2 separate regions of the Mus musculus genome follow, and region 2 is linked to region 1. The links are chromatin loops, found by intact Hi-C in ENCODE. Cell type or tissue: gastrocnemius. All regions are shown on one strand.

What was found. Peaks named below come from ENCODE experiments on the same cell type or tissue, not always from the same donor. Only the 100,000 strongest peaks of a DNase experiment are listed, where the experiment ranks them.
Region 2: a loop joins it to region 1, with 3 times the contacts of the local background. A loop is called at or near these places in 22 of 42 quality-filtered maps.

What each region holds. Positions count from the first base shown.
Region 1 is chr14:27,335,940-27,340,939 of GRCm38, reverse strand. Arhgef3 (Rho guanine nucleotide exchange factor (GEF) 3) reads right to left here and starts at 4,903. Exons shown (of 10, transcript NM_001289687.1): 1 at 4,671-4,903. The coding sequence starts at 4,763. In gastrocnemius, a CTCF peak has its summit at 2,715 (motif pointing left); DNase peaks (open chromatin) are centred at 2,716 and 4,942; H3K4me3 peaks cover 3,307 bases; H3K27ac peaks cover 3,369 bases.
Region 2 is chr14:27,184,452-27,189,451 of GRCm38, reverse strand. It overlaps a transcript of Arhgef3 not described here. Among named protein-coding and RNA genes, the nearest start is that of Gm34848, 79 kb to the left of the region's middle. In gastrocnemius, a CTCF peak has its summit at 2,241 (motif pointing left); a DNase peak (open chromatin) is centred at 2,235; H3K27ac peaks cover 2,243 bases.

The DNA of each region.
Region 1 (5,000 bases):
AATCCATGCTTGACCTGAACTCATGAATACTTCCACCCTACCTCCTAGAGCTGAGATTACAGGTGTGAGTCACCACACCAGGCTGGATAACACTCACTGAGATTTCTATGTGCCAGGAACTACATGAACTTCCCTATTTGACCTTCACTACATTTCTAGGAGGCAGCACTATCATTACCTTAGATTATGATCATGAAAACTAGCACAATGGTTTGCCCAAGTCACTCCACTATCAGGTTGTGGGGAAGATAAGGGGACCAGATAGCCTTATTCCAGAGTCAATCCCTGGAACAGCCTAAAAGTCCTCATGGATAAAGTTAACTTCCCTTCCTCTAAGATATCTTATCCACTATGTGCTCATCTTGGAGAACTGTACCTGCAAGACACCCTTCCAGGGGAACAAGTGACCTGAATCAGAACTACCAGTGAGTGGTGACCTCTCTCTGGGTCACTGTGCAGCTTTTCACCCAGAGAAATCTGAGGCCTACTAAGCCATCTAAAGAACTTTTAGGATTTAGTTGTAATAGCTGCCATGGCTGTTTGCATGCCCATATAGACTGACAGTTCAATACTATACAATGTAGATTCCAAGAAAAGCTAAGTCCAGAAAACCAGTTGACCACTTAGCTCGGTAACTGGTACCCAAAGAGTGTACCTCTAAGTGGGTACAACTTTCAAATACAGTTGTTGACTGGGGGAGGCACAAATCACCGAAGAACATGGGGCCCAGCTTGTCCTGTAGCTAAAGCTTCAGAGGTACATTCTCAGTTAAGGTTACCTGTTTAAAAGACAGTATTTATTTGGGGGCATTATATATGTCTGTTTTGCATTTACCTTCATTTTTTTCCATTAGTTTTTTTTTTTTTTTAAGTACTGAACACCAGGCTAAATCCATCAGAAAATCTGGTATTGAATCTTGGATCGAGTTGGATTTTCTTTGTATTTTTTCTGCAAGTCACCTTTCTTTGGTGTCCTTATTCACAAAGCTGGGATTTAATATATGTTTTGTGATGAGCTACAAGGAGTCTTAAGAGATCCTGGCATGGTAGAATGCTTTAATTTTATATCCACTGTATGCCATTATTCATAAGACTATGCAAGGCTACTGATTGAGTAAAAACTAGAACCTATACTTTTGGGAGCCCAGGGTAATATTCAACTATTCATGAACTACACCTATTACCTATGCACTGAGATTTTTATAAGCACCAAGAGATGAAGCAATGGCTAGAAATACCACCAACCAATGAGGCCTGATGCCAAGGAACACATCTATGCCCAAAGTGAGAAGCCTACCAGGATGCCAAGCCTAACACAAGAAAAATGTCTGGATTCCATTAAAAATGAAACTGAGGTCACGGAGATGGACTAGCAGGTAAGAGCAACAGGTATACAAACCTAATGGCCTCAGTCCAATCCCCAGATCGTTCAACATTTCAGAGAGAGAGGTAGATGTTCTCTAACCTTCACATGCTTGAATTTGCACATATGCGTGCGCGCATGCGCATGCATACACACACACACACACACACACACACACACACACACACACACACACAAATAGTAAACATAATGTTGACCTACAACTCTTAGAAGCCTGCCCTCACCTTAACTTCCTTAACCATGCCTGGCTACTGAATTTTCTACTTAAAGTAAACCTCACCTTCTATTTAAAGTAAACCTTACCACAGAGAAACAGATTTTGAACTGATAATCAGCCTGGTTCATTAGCGTTCTCAGCTTCCCACTTAGGGAACTGAGCAGGTACTCGGAGCAGTCCTGGAGTGAGCAGAGATCAAAGTTTTCATGACAATGAAAATGGAGATAAACTGAGCAAGGTTACATTAATAAACTGCTTGTATCACGTGACAATTTTCTGTGAAAATCCAAAGCTGTGTAAAAAGCTCCTCACAGTTCACAGTGATGATGAGAGCTGGAGAATTTTATGGCTAGTTAGTCAGGGGCATTACACCTAAACATTTGCAGTCCAACGCATACACCCATAAGAAACGCCAGGTTTAGGAGCAGTATTTGCAATCCAACCCATGTAAGAAATGGCAGAAGAAGCAGCACTATTTTATTAGTTGATACAAAATATCAGGCATGCACTATCATAACCTATGCGGAATATTTTTTTAAAGTTTAAAATGGATTATTTTAAAGAAAAAATGTAAACATGTATCGTTTTTGCTTCCACTGGAAACTATCAATAAAATTTTAAAAAGAAGCATTTGAATTAAACCCTGAAGAGAAATTTTATTATTTGCTTTTAAGAGAATGTATTCATCATTTTTCCTCAGGTAGATGGCATGGTTACCTGTTCCCCGCTGAGCTTTCTGTTAAGTGAACATCAAGTTGCTGGTGACTGAGTGCTAGAAGAACCTGGCTGCAGCCACGGCCACACTGCACACACGGTCTTCCCTCGAACATGCTCAGGAGGAACTGCCATCACACAATTGTGCCAGGCACAGGTGCTCGACACAAGCGCCCTGAAGGTCAACAGGTCCTGTCATCTCAGGAAGGCCTTCAGACACACAGGTTTCCTTTTATTATCGTTCTTTTTACAAAAAAAGAAAAGTTTCTTGAAAAAGAAACGTTCTCAGGACTTAATATCTATTTTATAAACAATTATATAATCTTGTTTTTTTTAAGACAGTGAGGGAATGTGGTTTTTGGTTGTTGCTGTTAGACATTTATAAATACTGGCGACACCTACCGGCAGAAAATATATATTTCTGTTCAGTCGCCTTTTGTGCTAATGAAACTTGCCCTGAAACCCACTTAAGTTTCTTTTTCCAATCTAGCCTATCTTCATTATTGGGAAGTGATTTATAGCTGACCAACAAAGTCGGAGCCATCAAGTTGTGTAAAGTGTACTTTGATTATGGTAAAGACAATTATATTAATAAAACTCAATGGTGATCCCTGAAAAATACCAATATTCCCCAAAAGCACTCACCTCCCATCCTTGTTTTTACATAATTACATCCCCACAAAGGGAAAATAAGATATACTTTATTTTGTGGATCCTATTAGTAGTGAGGAAAATTAGCATAACTGTTCCTGAAATGCTACAGCACATATATATCTACAGACTATGACTAACAAGGGAAGAAGGAATAAGCAGACAGGTTCACTCAAGCCTTTACCACAGGACCCCAAAACTCAAGACAAAAAGATGAAAAAAAAAAAAAAAGCCTGGTCAGAATTCCCAGCGATTTTCACTCTTATCTTCTCTGGCCCACTTTAATGTATTAACCAAACCAGGTATGCTTTATCTCCTCCCAGGAGTTGGAGAAGCCACCAGTCCCATTGCTACTGAAAACTCATATCCATTCTAGGCTCTATCAACCTGAACTCCATGACGGTACCAAACAGATGAGAGCCCACTACACTTCCACAGCTGCTGAGACTACAAACTCTACAAATATTCAACTAGCTACGGAAAGGCCAGAGGCTTATCTTGTGCTCAGCAAACAAAAAGGAGGATCTAACCAGAATCTGGTGGAGTCCTGTTGAAGGGAGGCAATCTTGTTGGAGGAAATGGATCTCTGATGCTACCAACCCCCAAAACACACCTATACAGAATTCAGAGCGTCAAGGGCACACACCAAGCAGACCTACATGTGTTGTGTAGGTGGAATCAACAGTGCTGTGACAAGGCGGGACACACACCTGCCTCCAGCGTCACTGCCCACCCCGAGTCTCTCAGAGTGAGGCAGAGGAAAGTGGAGAACGAACACACACACACACACACACACACACACACACACACACACACACAGACACAGACACAGACAGACGACATGATGAGCTGGTCCTACGGACTCCACCACAGCAAAACTGGAGTCTGATAAGACAATTAACTGTCTTCTCTAAAACCTTGAAAAAGAATGAGAATCGTCTTCTCCCCCAACTGAACCTAACCAACTTCTAAGGGCAGTCAGCAATTTGCCAGAGACAGGACACATGGGGGTGGGAGAGGAAAGCCTAAGAAAGCCAAACTGAGAGGACTCCCTGGATTACCCAAGGGCACTGCCCCTCTCCCCGCGCCCAAGTTCCCAGAATGGGAACTGTTTCTAGCATTTCAAGTCAGCTTCCCATTCACCAACGTTTTAGCTCGTTTTCAGCAGTCATGAAGGAGAGCCTCAATTACTCATTTAGCTCAGACCCAAAATGAACGACACCCTTCCCCCAACCTCCTTTATTGGTTACTTGTGACAAGTAAAGGTGCCCTGTCCCGCCCTTGCTCTCAAACAGCTACAAAACCAAGTGTGTCTGGTGAAATGTCTGAACCGGTCCCCAAGAACTTAGCTCTCTTAACCCCGGCCGGGGACGGGGAGACATTGCTTTACGAGGCTCTCTCTCGACACCCGGGCCTTCCTAACAGGGCAGCGGGTAGGTAGGTGCCTTTGCAGGCTCTAGACAGAGACTGGGGTTCGGTCTGCCAGTCGCTCGGAAGGAAAGAAGCAGCATCAAAGATCTGCGGTTCCCGAGCTCAGGGAGCAGGGCAGCGATAGAGGACCCACAGAGAAGGCGTGAGAGGGAACACTTGAAGGGGCGATCTGGAGAAGCGCAGCACGTGGGGGAGACGGAGAGAAAGCGAGCGGTACACAGGGTGAGGTGGCAGAGAAGCCCGGAGGTGCAGGTGTGTGGAGGGCGCGTCCTACCTCGTCCTTGGCCACCCCGCTGCCCAGGGGCGCCTCCAAGCTGCAGTTTGCCCTCTTGACAGTGAGGTAGAAGGGGTAATCCTTGGCCACCATGGCGGCTGCCGGGCCTGCCCTTTGAGATGTCACCGCTAATTTCAGGCGACAACAAAAATCCCGGGTAAAAGAGGGCCCGAGCTCCACGATGCAGGCGACGGCGATGCGAACACCTACAGCTGCTTCTTGCAGAGTGGACCTGACGCCTAAGCTCCACCGGGAAGGGCGGGGCCGCTTTAAGCCATGCCCACTGAGGGAGGGCGGGTAGGCGGGACTAGAGAGGCCCACCCCGCCCTC
Region 2 (5,000 bases), 150 kb after region 1:
TGTGTAGATCTTGTCTGCTGGACCTAGGATCTGAAGACCTGAAAGAATGGGGCAGACTGCAGTCTAGTTCTGCAGACAGTCCGATTTCCATTTCAATGTACATTCATAGACAACTGTCACTATGAAAGCAATGATCTAAGGAAGGTTGTTTGAGTTCAGAAAAACACGTAAATAAATGCCAGTAAGCACATACTAAATATTAACAGAGTAGCCCTTTCCCAGAACTTTCTCAGGAGAGTCCAATTTAAACACAATTGCCTGGCACACATAATAGATTATATCTGGGAGGGCACAAACGCCAAGCAGAAGGCTGTATCCAGATTCGGGGTACATGGACCAGTTTGGGTTCTGTGGCTACGCTCTGACATCCAACAAGAATAAACATGTCTTATAAACTGAATGTCAATGTTTGTCACAGGAGGCATAGAGTCACATCCAAGAACCATCCAGGGAACAAAATGCACTTGAGGTAAAAGGCCCTCTGTCCTTTTTTCTGGAGCCTCTGTCACAGTTCCCCAAGGCATAGCTCCCCATGGGTCATTCTTTTGACAGTGTCTAACAAGTTACCAACTCTGTAAAACTGGAGATAAGCCCAAACTGCTGGAAGCTGACATCAACATTTCTTTTTTTCCTTGCTGTGAGCCTGGATTGAATTTCATTTCATTAATTAACCTATTTTCCCCCCACTGGAGTTTGTTTCATTTGTTTTGGGACAGGGTCTTACTCTGTAGCTCGGGGTTGGCTGAAAACTCATGGTAATTTTGTATAGCTTTCCCGAGTGCTAGCGTTGTAGATGTGAAACAGTACATCTGGCTTAACTTCCTTTATTTCTATTTATCTAGTTAGTTGTTTTGGCTTTGTGATTTGTTTTGTTTCTTAAGAGGCAGGGTCTCATGTAGCCGGGGCTGACCTCAAACTCACTACGCAGCCAAGGACCGTCTTAAATTTTTGGTCCTCCTGCTAAGGTTGCAGGTGTGCACAGACACCCCCACTTTTTATGCAAGGCCAGAGCTAGAGGCAGGGCTGTGGGCATGCAAGCAAGCACCCACCAACTGAGCTGCAGCTGAGGGCCATGAAAGAAAATGAAAGGGAAATGCAACAGTTACAGAAATCATAACCTGAAAAATGCCAAGTAAAGACAGACATGAAATCCTCGGAGAAAGCAGGTGATGTTTAAGAGACTCTAAGTACCTACTGATGCTGTTTTTCTAAATGACCCTGTTGTCAAACTCCCTTCTAAACATCTGTGTTCAGATCCATAGTCTGGTGCTGTGTCCACCCAGCCTTGGTCAGGGAAGGTTCTTGTTGCAGTGGGCGGTGGTTTCTGCAGAGATGCATTTCTGCTGAAAGTGTGAAAAACGGCTGTGAGCGGTCAACCGTAGATGAGAGCACCTCTATCAGAGCCTGTCCTGGAAGCTTAAGGGGCTGAAGAGGGAGCAGAAAGGACATAAGAGTCAAAGGACAGGGAGGAGAGCCATGAACTGCTGTCCCCTGGTCATGGTGTAGCTTCTGCTCACACAACTCTGCAGCAGCTATGGTACCCTGCACAAGATAAAGTCCATCCAAAATTCCATCATGGAGGACAGGGTCATGTATAGGGGGTTCTCCCAGGGCTCTGCCCCAGCTGAGGCACATTGGCAGTTCATGATTGCTAGAGGAGGGAGAGCCACTTTTCTTTAGAAGCCTGGCCACTGATAGATTTCCCACACCCCAGTACTCATGTGCTTATAGGTAGTGTTAATCAGACTCAGTGGGTTAAATAAATAAACAAACAAATAAATAAATTTAAAAGGAGGGCATGAATTGGGAGGGAGATGAGATGCAGGTCCCCATGGGAGTTTTTGGAGGATGGATTTGATTAGGATGTACCCCAGGTAATTGATGTTGTGACTCTAGGCAACTTCTGTGAGTACTACTACTACTACTACTACTACTACTACAACACACACACACACACACACACACACACACTCCTGTCTGATTCTTGTGCTCTAAGAAGGAATGTTGGAGAATTCACTCCCTTCAAGACTTGGCTGGGCAGACCTGGGTGTTATGATACTAACACAGTCACTGTAGCTTTAATGGGGTGAGGCCCCTCCTGGAGAACACAAAGTTCCACTGGAAATAGCTAGAAGTGAATCTTTTCTAGGGCTAAGGGTTGGAGAGAACAGGGCTCCTACCTCTACAAGGACAAAGCTAAGAAGTCGCACAGAGTGTGGGTGCACAGTCCCCTCTGGTGGCCGTCATCAGAAATGCAGGGAGGAGCCTCGCCCCTCTATAAGGGCTCAGCAGCCAGTCTAAACAGTATATCCAGACTAAGCCCTTTCAAAAACTGGAATTGAGATCTGGCAAGACAAGTGAGTAAAGACACCTGACCCTGACAACCTGAGTCAGATCCCTAAGACACATAAGGTACAAAGAAAGACGTGACTCTCAAAAGCTGTCCTCTGATACAGACACACACACACACACACACACACACACACACACACAAAACGTGTTCTAAATGTTTAAGTAAACAAAATAAAACAGGAACTGAAAATTAAAAGATTTCATTTCTCAACAGAACTGATAGGAAAAGGTTATATTTGGACTTTCCTTACTTAGGGAGTTTTCTTGCTGCTGCTGCTCTTGTTTTCTGGAGCACTTGAATGTCGTCTACAGATGCCCCCGTGAGTGCTGAAGCACCAGATGTATCGAAGGATGCAGCAAGCTGCCTGAGTTCTCTAAGTGTCCAAAGGCCCAGAGTGTCCCAACACCATCTTAAGAGACTGTCCTCATGGCTACTAAACTCTAAACTTTACAAACCATACCCTAAATACAATCTGCTATTTCCTTCCAGAAAACCCCAGCAGGTCTGGGCCAGGAACAGTGGCTAATGGCAGAGAGGACAAGACAATGTAGGGTCAGACTCAGTAGATCCTGGCTGGCCTGTTCTGGAGTCTTCCAGTATTTGAGTGAACTTGGGCACAGTCTTCAGGCAGCTAAAGAACCAGAGCTGAAGACTGCTGCTGCGTATAAACGGTGTCTTGGGTTATTGTTGGAGAGTCACAGTACAGGGTACAAAGACTGCCCACTGCTGATGTGCACTTCAAATCTCCAAATACAACAGAGCCACGGACTTTGGTGTTTTTATAGATAAGGAAATCAGGGCTGAGAGAGGGCCTGTCCCTTACTAAGGGTCCCTCAGCTCAGTGAATCCCAAGTACATCTTGCTGACTCCACAGCTCTGCTCTGGGATGCTCAGGGCAGAGGGCGGAGGCTGTAAAGAGGGCTATCAAGGGCAAGATGGCCCTGGAGCCCAGCTCACATGACAGAGCAACATGTAGGCAGTGCCAGAAACAACAGTTCCTTTCCTTCCCTGCTCTCTGCCCTAATCACGGAGCTCCCCCTCGCTCTTAAGCCCCACTTCCTGCTTGATAACCCCATTCTGATTGCTGGATTTCCACACGGTGATAGCTGCCCTTCTGCACACAGCCAGTCCTGACCCCAAATCCGCAGATGTGATGGCTGGGTCTGCACTTCCTCATAGAAAGTTTTTCCTGGAATTACACCCTAGCCATTAATACTTAGGGGCTCAGCCTTTTCTCCATTCCCACAGGAAACAGTCACCAGCCCCCAGGTTGTGCCAGGCACTGTACTGGGCACTCAGGATATAAAGCCTCTTAGAAAACTACCCAAAGCTAGAAACTAAAACAGAACTTTAGTCATCTATAGCATGAACCAGCTTACAGGGAAGGGAACCGCAGTTAGCATGTCAACTTCTAGAATCACCTGGGAAGAAGGTCTCAGTGAGAGACTTAGATGAGGCTAGCCTCCCTGTGGGAGATTATCTTGATCGTCTTAAATGAGATGGGAAGACCTGCCCACTGTGGGTGGCACTATTCCCTAGGTGGGGAATTCAAGCTGAGCATAGGCATGTATGCAGTAATTCACTGCCCTCTGTTTGACTGCGGATGGAACATGACCAGTGTGCTCCAAGTATCTACCACCTTAACATCCCTACAATAATGGCCAGAACTTAGAACTGGGAGCCAAATAAACCCTCCCTCCCTCCCTTCCTTTAAGGTGTGGTTGTCAGTGTTATATCATAGCAACAGGAAACAACACTAAGATTAACTTTACTTGATTCATTGTTTGCTTTTGGTTTGTTCCCAGACTCTGCACAGTTAGGCTATCAACTTACAAAGCATAGACACACAGCAAAATAATTTTTCAGGCCTAGCCTCAAAGGTCAGTTTTACTGTCCTAAATGAACTAGCATGGTTTATATCCAAGTTTGTATTTAATATAGTCTTCCCTTTTCTGTAGTATCTTCTGGTATTATATATGTATGTATATTTTTATATATGATACAAACATACATAAATTTGTGTATGTGTGTGTGTGTGTGTATATATATGTCTGTGCGTGTCTGTGTATCTGTGTTCATTCCTTGGTCATCCTTAAAATAAGATTCTCATCCTCACCCTGTTACTTTTTGCTGAGTTAAACAAATTTTTTACCTGGGTTAAATGTATATATTTGGTCAACAGACCAAATAAAATGAATCTTCACATGACACGATTGAAATGTAAAGTACTTCAGGCATGGAGAGAGGCACCCCAGCCTGATACGGCATGTGCAAACATCCTGTGGCAGCGAGTGGGACATGCTGGAGAGAAGGTTGGGTCATGTGAACTTGAACACCTATAACCAGGGTCTTTACAGCAGCTTCTGTGCCAATACCACACCATGATTATAGAGTCAAGTACCCCCATCTGCCCCAGCCACATTCAGCAGCCGTGTCCTACCAAACAGATTCGGCCTCACGGGGTAGGGTAAAGACTGTGGCACTCAGATAATGAGGCTGTAATTCCATGCCAACCAATGACAAGGAAAGGCGTGGTAAGCAGGCAATATAACCAGGATTCTGTCAGGAAAAGAGGAACTCACCGGTTCTGGTATGTGCGTGGTTCTATGATGGACCCTGACCCGAAGAGAGTTAACCAAAAGAGTTA